Linked DNA regions of Homo sapiens: region 1 is linked to region 2. The links are chromatin contacts, found by Hi-C or POLR2A ChIA-PET in ENCODE. All regions are on one chromosome and are shown on one strand. The core of a region is the stretch at or near the end of the contact, and the rest is flanking DNA. Distances in the headings are between cores, read along the strand shown.

Region 1 (3,099 bases), core at 128-2,627, 74 kb before region 2:
AACTAAAGAGCTTCTATACAACAAAAGTAACTACCAACAGAGTAAACAGACAACCTACAGAATGGGAGAAAATAATCATAAACCATGCATCCAACAAAGGACTAATGTTCTACACAGAACTTAAACAAATCATCAAGAAAAAAAAACATTAAAAAGTGGGCATAGGACATTAATAGATACTTCTCAAAGGAAGACATACAAGTGGCCAACAAACACATGATAAAATGCTCAACGTCATTAATTATCAGATAAATGCAAATCAAGACCACAATGAGATACCATCTCACACCAGTAAGAATGGCTATAATTAAAACGTCAAAAAAACAACACATGCTCGTGAGGTTGTGGAGAGACGGGAACACTTAATACACTGTTGGTGGAAATGTAAATTAGTTCAGCCACTAGAGAAAGCACTCTAGAGATTTCTCAAAGAAATTAAAACAGAACTACCATTAGACCTAGCAGTCCCATTAGTGGGTATACAGCCAAAAGAAAATAAATAGTTCTACCAAACAGACACCTGTTTCTGTTTTGTAGAAACAGAAAACAGAAAATTCGTAAGTTTTAAGGTGATACCGCTCTGAGTGAAGAAAATGCAGCACATATGCACCACAGAATACTATATGGTCATAAAAAAGAAAGAAATCATGCCCTTTGCAGCAACATGTATGCAGCTGGAGGCCATTATCCTAAGCAAATTAACACAGGAACAAAAAAAAACAAATACTCCATGTTCTCACTTATAAGTGGCAGCTAAACATTGGGTACACAAGGATATAAAGATGGAAACAATGGGCACTACAGAATATTAGAGGGGAGAGGGAAGGACGGGGGGAAAGGCTGAAAAACTATTGGGTATTATGCTTACGACTTTGGTAATGGGGTCATTCATACCATAAACCTCAGCATCACACAATATATCCAGGTAACAAACCTGCATGTGTACCCCCGGAATCTAAAATAAAAGTTGAATTATTTTTTAACAATTTAAAATGTATATCATTTTTATTTATTGAAAGACCCAATACTGTTAAGATATAGATTTTCCCCAAATTTATCTATACATTCAATGTAATTCCAAGCAAAATCCCAGTAGCCTTTTAAAAAAAATGATTGGTAAGGTGCTCCTAAAATTTGTAAGGAGATGCACAACATTTAGAAAAGACAAAATAATTTTGAAAAAAAAAATAAGTTCAGTAGTACCCCTTAATCTGTTGTTTTGCTTCCTGCAGTTTTGATTGCACGTAATCCAAAAATGGAAAATTCCAGAAATAAACAATTCGTAAGTTTTAAGGTGACACCGCTCTGAGTAGTATGATGAAATACCTAGCCTCCCCACTCTGTCCTGCCCAGGATATGAATCATCCCTTTGTCTAGTGTATCCATGCTGTATATGCTACTTGAATATTACTCACTTAGTAGCCATCTCAGTTATCCTTGCTATAGCAGTGCTTGTGTTTAAGGAACCTTTATTTAACTTAATAATAGCCCCAAACTGCAAGGATAGTGATGCCGGTAATTTGGATATGCCAAAAAGAAGACAGAAAGTGTCTCCTTTGGGTGAAGGGATGAAAGTTCTCAACTTAAGGAAAGAAAAAAAACATATGCTGAGTTTGCTAAGAGCTACAGTAAGAATGAATCTTCTATCCATGCAACTGTGAAAAAGAAGAAAAAGGAAATTTGCACCTTTGAATTTTTGATGTTGCACTTCAAACTGCAAAAGTTATATGCATAGTACGTGATAAGTGCTTAGTTAAGATGGAAAAGGAATTAAATGTGTGGGTGGAAGGCATGAAAAGAAACATATTCTGATGGACAACAATGGACGTTCAGTACTATCCACAGCTTCAGGCATCTACTGGGGATATTAGAACATATCTCCCATGAATAAGGGATGACTACTGTACACTACCTGACTTTGATATTATTATCAAGGAACAAATAATTAAATGTGTTACTGATGTCATGATAGACAAAAATATGAATGGAACAGAATAAAGAGTATAAAAATAGACTCGCATTATGGTTAACTGATTTTAAACAAAGATGCAAAGGCAATTCAATGGAGAAAGCTTAGTGTTTTCAACAAATGAAGTTAGAACAAATGGGTATCCAGAAGCAAAAAAAGATAAAAATATGAACTTCAATCCATAGCTTGCCACATGTACAAAAATTAAATAAAAATAAATCATAGACCTACAAACAAAACTTAAAACTATAAAAATTTCCAGATGATAACACAGGCAAAACTCTTTAACTTTGCATCAGGCAAAGATTTTTTTTTGTGAGACAGAGTCTTGCTCTGTCGCCCAGGCTGGAGTGCAATGGCATGACCTCGGCTCACTGCAAGCTCCGCCTCCCGGGTTCACGCCATTCTCCTGTCTCAGCCTCCCAAGTAGCTGGGACTACAGGCACTCGCCACCACGCCCGGCTAATTTTTTTGTATTTTTGGTAGAGACGAGGTTTCACCGTGTTAGCCAGGATGGTCTCGATCTCCTGACCTTGTGATCCGCCCATCTCGGCCTCCCAAAGTGCTGGGATTACAGGCGTGAGCCACCACGCCCGGCCCAGGCAAAGATTTTTTAAGATATAATACGAAAAGCACAATCCTCTTTTTAAAAGGTAGACTTTACTTATAGGTAGAATAAATCATAGTTTTTCTGTGTTAAGAGGAAAGAATGGCTGGTCACAGTGGCTCATGCCTATAATCCCAGATCTTTGGGAGGCCAAGGTGGGAGGATTGCTTGAGCCCAGAAGGTCAAGGTCAGCCTGGGCAATATACTGAGACCCCGTTTCTATAAAATAAAAAATAAAATTAGCCAGTTATGGTGGCGCATGCCTATAGTCCCAGCTCCCTAGAAAGCTGAGGTGGAAGGATTGCTTGAGCCTGGGTGGTCAAGGCTGCAATGAGCCATGACTGTACCACTGCACTCCAGCCTGGATGCCAGAGCAAGATCCTAAAGAGAAAAAAAAAAGAGGAAAGGCTGACATACTCCTTGATTTTCTGTGAGTTCTCAACCATTGTTCAACTGTTAATTTAATGTATAAATTAGCAATAACAAAGAAAACAGAAACTATGTGACAATGGCAAATAAGATA
Region 2 (3,476 bases), core at 806-3,305:
CCCAAGTTTGAAAACTTGCTCCACAACTTTCCAGCTACATGACCTTGAGGAAATTACTTAACTAAGTCTTAGTAATCTAGTTTTAAAACAAGGGCAATGACAGCACCAAGTTCACAAGGTGGTTGTGAGGATTAAATGGCATAATGCATGTAAAATGTCTATCAAGGTGGCTGGCATTTAATAAACACTGTATAAGTGTTGCTTACTGTTATTACTATTTTCAGTATTTTATTCTTCTTGGGCTTCTCAGCTTCAGACACCCTTTTTCTTTCTGTCTTTGTGGTCCAAGTACAGAGCTGTGTTGAACTAGGGTTGAATCTTACAAGCTCCAGGCAACCAGATCTTCACTTTCTTCCTGCAATTCTATTTGCCACCCACTATATCACTACTGATTTAGTGCCAGATTATAGATTTTCATCCACACATTTTAATTTAGAACCTTCCCTTTTATCTGGTTTTCAAGCATATTGTGTTAAAATTCCCAAATGATACCTTCAGAGTTTGCTACAAAGTCCTTATGATAGCTTTTAGAAAACTTAGTTGTTCTTAGGGGAACAATCATTGCTTTCCATTTCGTTACTGAATAGAAAATCTAGAAGAACAATATCAACTTTCAAATGAAATTATATGCCTGGAAGGGGAGTATAGATACAAAAAAAGGAGAGCACCTCATTATCACTCTTTCAAGCTGCTGGAGTGAAACTTGAGTCATTGCAAATTCCAACATCAAAAACTCTCTTGGATATACTAAAGAACATCATTATGCACATAGCGATAAAATGAGGACGTTATTAGAGGGAGCCACTACGAATAAAAGATTGCGAAATCAGATTTCTAAAATGAATAATACAATAAGCTCGTTAATAAGTATTGCGAAATAGCTCTAAAATTTCCAGCTGAAAGTGAATTCCTTGGGGTTTTTCACCAGCCAGGGGCATCAACTTTTTTTTTTTTCTTCTTAAATTACCCATACCTCTTTGCTGGCCCATGCGAGAATTTTCTATCTATAACTGTCTAAACACAAAGCAACATTTGATTTCGGTATTCATATTTATCAGAGTACTCTTCAAAATAAGTGAAATTAGGCTTCTTTTTAAGCTGGGGAACCTGCAAACGGCTTTTGAATGAAGAATAAGCATATGAAGAAGTCATGCTTCACCATTTTGCTGTAATCTTCTAAACTGCCTTCATGACGTAGAAACTTCTAATTGCAGAACATTTAAGAATTATTGCATGTCACCTCAATAAACCTAATCATTGAAGTTTCTTTTTTAGCTGATAGTAGTACATTTGGAAATACACATACCCGTCAGTTCATTTTCTCTGGCCATTTCCGTTTACCTCATACAGGCGTTTCAAGTGCGATCTGTCGCAGTCACATTCAGAGATTTTGGCCCTAAGAACTGCTCATGTTTAATGTTTGTAGTTCCAACGGTTTAACTTTTTTTCTCTCTCTCTTTTTTTTTTGGTGTGTAATTATAAATGTCTGAATTAATTAGTTGAGTAGGCTACAGGGTAGATAATAGAGCTAGTGTTAGATCCTTTTTAAAGGTTTTTAGGTCTCTATGAAGGGGGGGCGGGGAAAGGCAGGCGGGGAGTCCCCACACCCCACACTCTGCCCAAAGGTTAGGAAATTGCGGTCAGGGGTTCCTTGCCTTGGCTTCCACCACCTGAAGGCGTCTACAGCAATAATTAGAATCGAAACCAAGGAAACAAGAAATAGCTGAAAATAAAACACGAACTAAGAAATGGTAGTTTATTTTCTTTTTGCCATGCAGCAAAGGAGGGTCGAATGTAAAGCTGATACAGTTGCTGGCTGAGCTTTTCCCGCGGCAGCCAGTGCGTGCTTCCTCCACTTCTTCGAGACTTCTCCGTGCTCCTGCCCCACCTCCCAGGCTGAAGATTCATGCAGGCCCTGCGCTTAGCCCAGACTCTGGCCAGGCCCGGCCCAGCCCGAAGGTGGGCGGCTCCCGGCGCAGGGCGGCCCAGCCCCAACCACTGAGAGGAGGACCCTCCGGCGTCCTAGAGTGGCCGCAGGCCGCGGCGTCGGGTTGGAAAACCAGGAGAGCATGGAGCTTTTTCGCTGGTCCGGCGCGGTCTCTTGCGTTCCTGTGGCGGGCACCTGACTCCCCATGCCCGAGTACTGTCCTCAGGCGGAACGGCGTCTGCAGCGAGGAGCGGGGTTCCAGCAGGCTCGGCTGACGCGGTCCCTGGCATTTCCCGTGCTGGCCCTGGGTCGCCCTCGATGCTGCTTCCCGCTGGGAGCCTCCTTCTGACGGCGGAAAGGAGCTTCACCTGGGGCGGCCGGCGGGGAACGGAGAAGAATCCACCGGGGAAGTGGACGGGGCTGGCTCCCGGGCCTGGCGCTGCGGCTCTCGGGCCGTCAGACCTCCCGCGGGTTGCGTCACTTTCCTCGGTTTTCTAGACAGCAGTTGTGGGGTTGAATCCTTGCCGTGGTTTTGTAAGAATTAAATGAGATAATGAACGCGAACACCAATCATTGCTCTTTGTTGGGTGCTTCCTGTGGGCCTGGCAATATTAACAACACGAGCTCATTCATGCATTCATTTGCTACTCAGTGACTTTCCTGTCAATACTGCAAGGTGCTGGAGATGAGCCCCCACTCTTTGGTCAGTAAAACTGCCAAGATCACCGACCTTGTGAAGACATTTGAGGATGAGAGGTTGGTTGGAGCCTGGACGTGGAGACAGACTCTAAATAGTTAACTACAAGACACATGTAATTACAACTTTGAGAGCTTATAGCGGGAGGCCCTTTTGGGAAGGGGGTGGAGATGGAGAAGAGGAAGAAAGAAAGGGCTTCCCTGAGGAAGTAATATTGCAGCTGTGACCTGACAGATGAGGCCGAACCAGCTAGACTCGTGTTTCAGGCCTCGGGAATAGCATAAGGACTCCAGCTGGCTCCTTCCGGGTTGAGTCCTTATGCTGAAATTGGTATTTGGCACACACCAGTAGTAGAACGCCACTCAATGCCTTATTCTCTTCCCCTTCTCTCAGCTCTGTCCCCTCCACATAGTAGGACAATGAAACTGGTAACTATTTTTGGTCCGAATAGTCCTTCCATTATTATCTGTTATAGTCCACCATGCAGGTTCTTCCTAACTCCTTTTGATCAAAATAGATATTTTTGAAAATGTGAAGAAAGCAGTATCGTATCTTGTATGGTTTCTCATTGCCTTCTAAGTCAGATATAAACAACGAACTTGCTTGAAATGTTCTCTATCAGACCAAGGACCCATATTTAATTCCAACTTACACTCTGCTACACCCTTTCGCTAAATTCTTTAGTTGATGTTAACTGCATTTGGAACCCTGTATTCAGCGTTGAATTGCACATTCTGAAGCAATTGTGTTCTTACTCAGCACGCTCATTTCTGTATCCCAAGTATCTCCCTGCCTCCAGAACATGTTTACTCTTTAACCACTTCCTGATAATACAGTAGGCTACCATTACTC

The links. A loop is a pair of places that touch in the nucleus more often than their neighbours do. ChIA-PET counts read pairs that join two places held with the same protein, here RNA polymerase II (POLR2A). Pooled maps may share reads with other maps.
Region 1: a map of mammary epithelial cell shows a loop between it and region 2 (9-fold over the local background). The contact joins the enhancer-like site here to the promoter of LINC01023 in region 2. A Hi-C loop is called at or near these places in 2 of 168 maps with a recorded cell type or tissue (mammary epithelial cell and sigmoid colon) and 9 of 50 pooled maps. POLR2A ChIA-PET finds 5 or more read pairs at or near these places in 8 of 52 experiments (AG04450, CD8-positive, alpha-beta memory T cell, GM12878 and 5 more).

Annotation. Positions count from the first base shown.
Region 1 is chr5:108,800,234-108,803,332 of GRCh38, reverse strand. The region is part of intron 3 of FER (FER tyrosine kinase); the gene reads right to left. Among named protein-coding and RNA genes, the nearest start is that of FER, 54 kb to the right of the region's middle. Within about 2 kb of position 1,377, at least 7 of the 41 ENCODE cell types and tissues checked have a DNase peak (open chromatin) inside an H3K27ac peak, as active enhancers do; they include PC-9 and mammary epithelial cell, where a contact is called at or near this core.
Region 2 is chr5:108,726,840-108,730,315 of GRCh38, reverse strand. It overlaps LINC01023 (long intergenic non-protein coding RNA 1023), which reads left to right and starts at 2,055. Exons shown (of 1, transcript NR_046368.1): 1 at 2,055-2,491. RefSeq lists enhancers at 2,092-2,391, 2,231-2,812.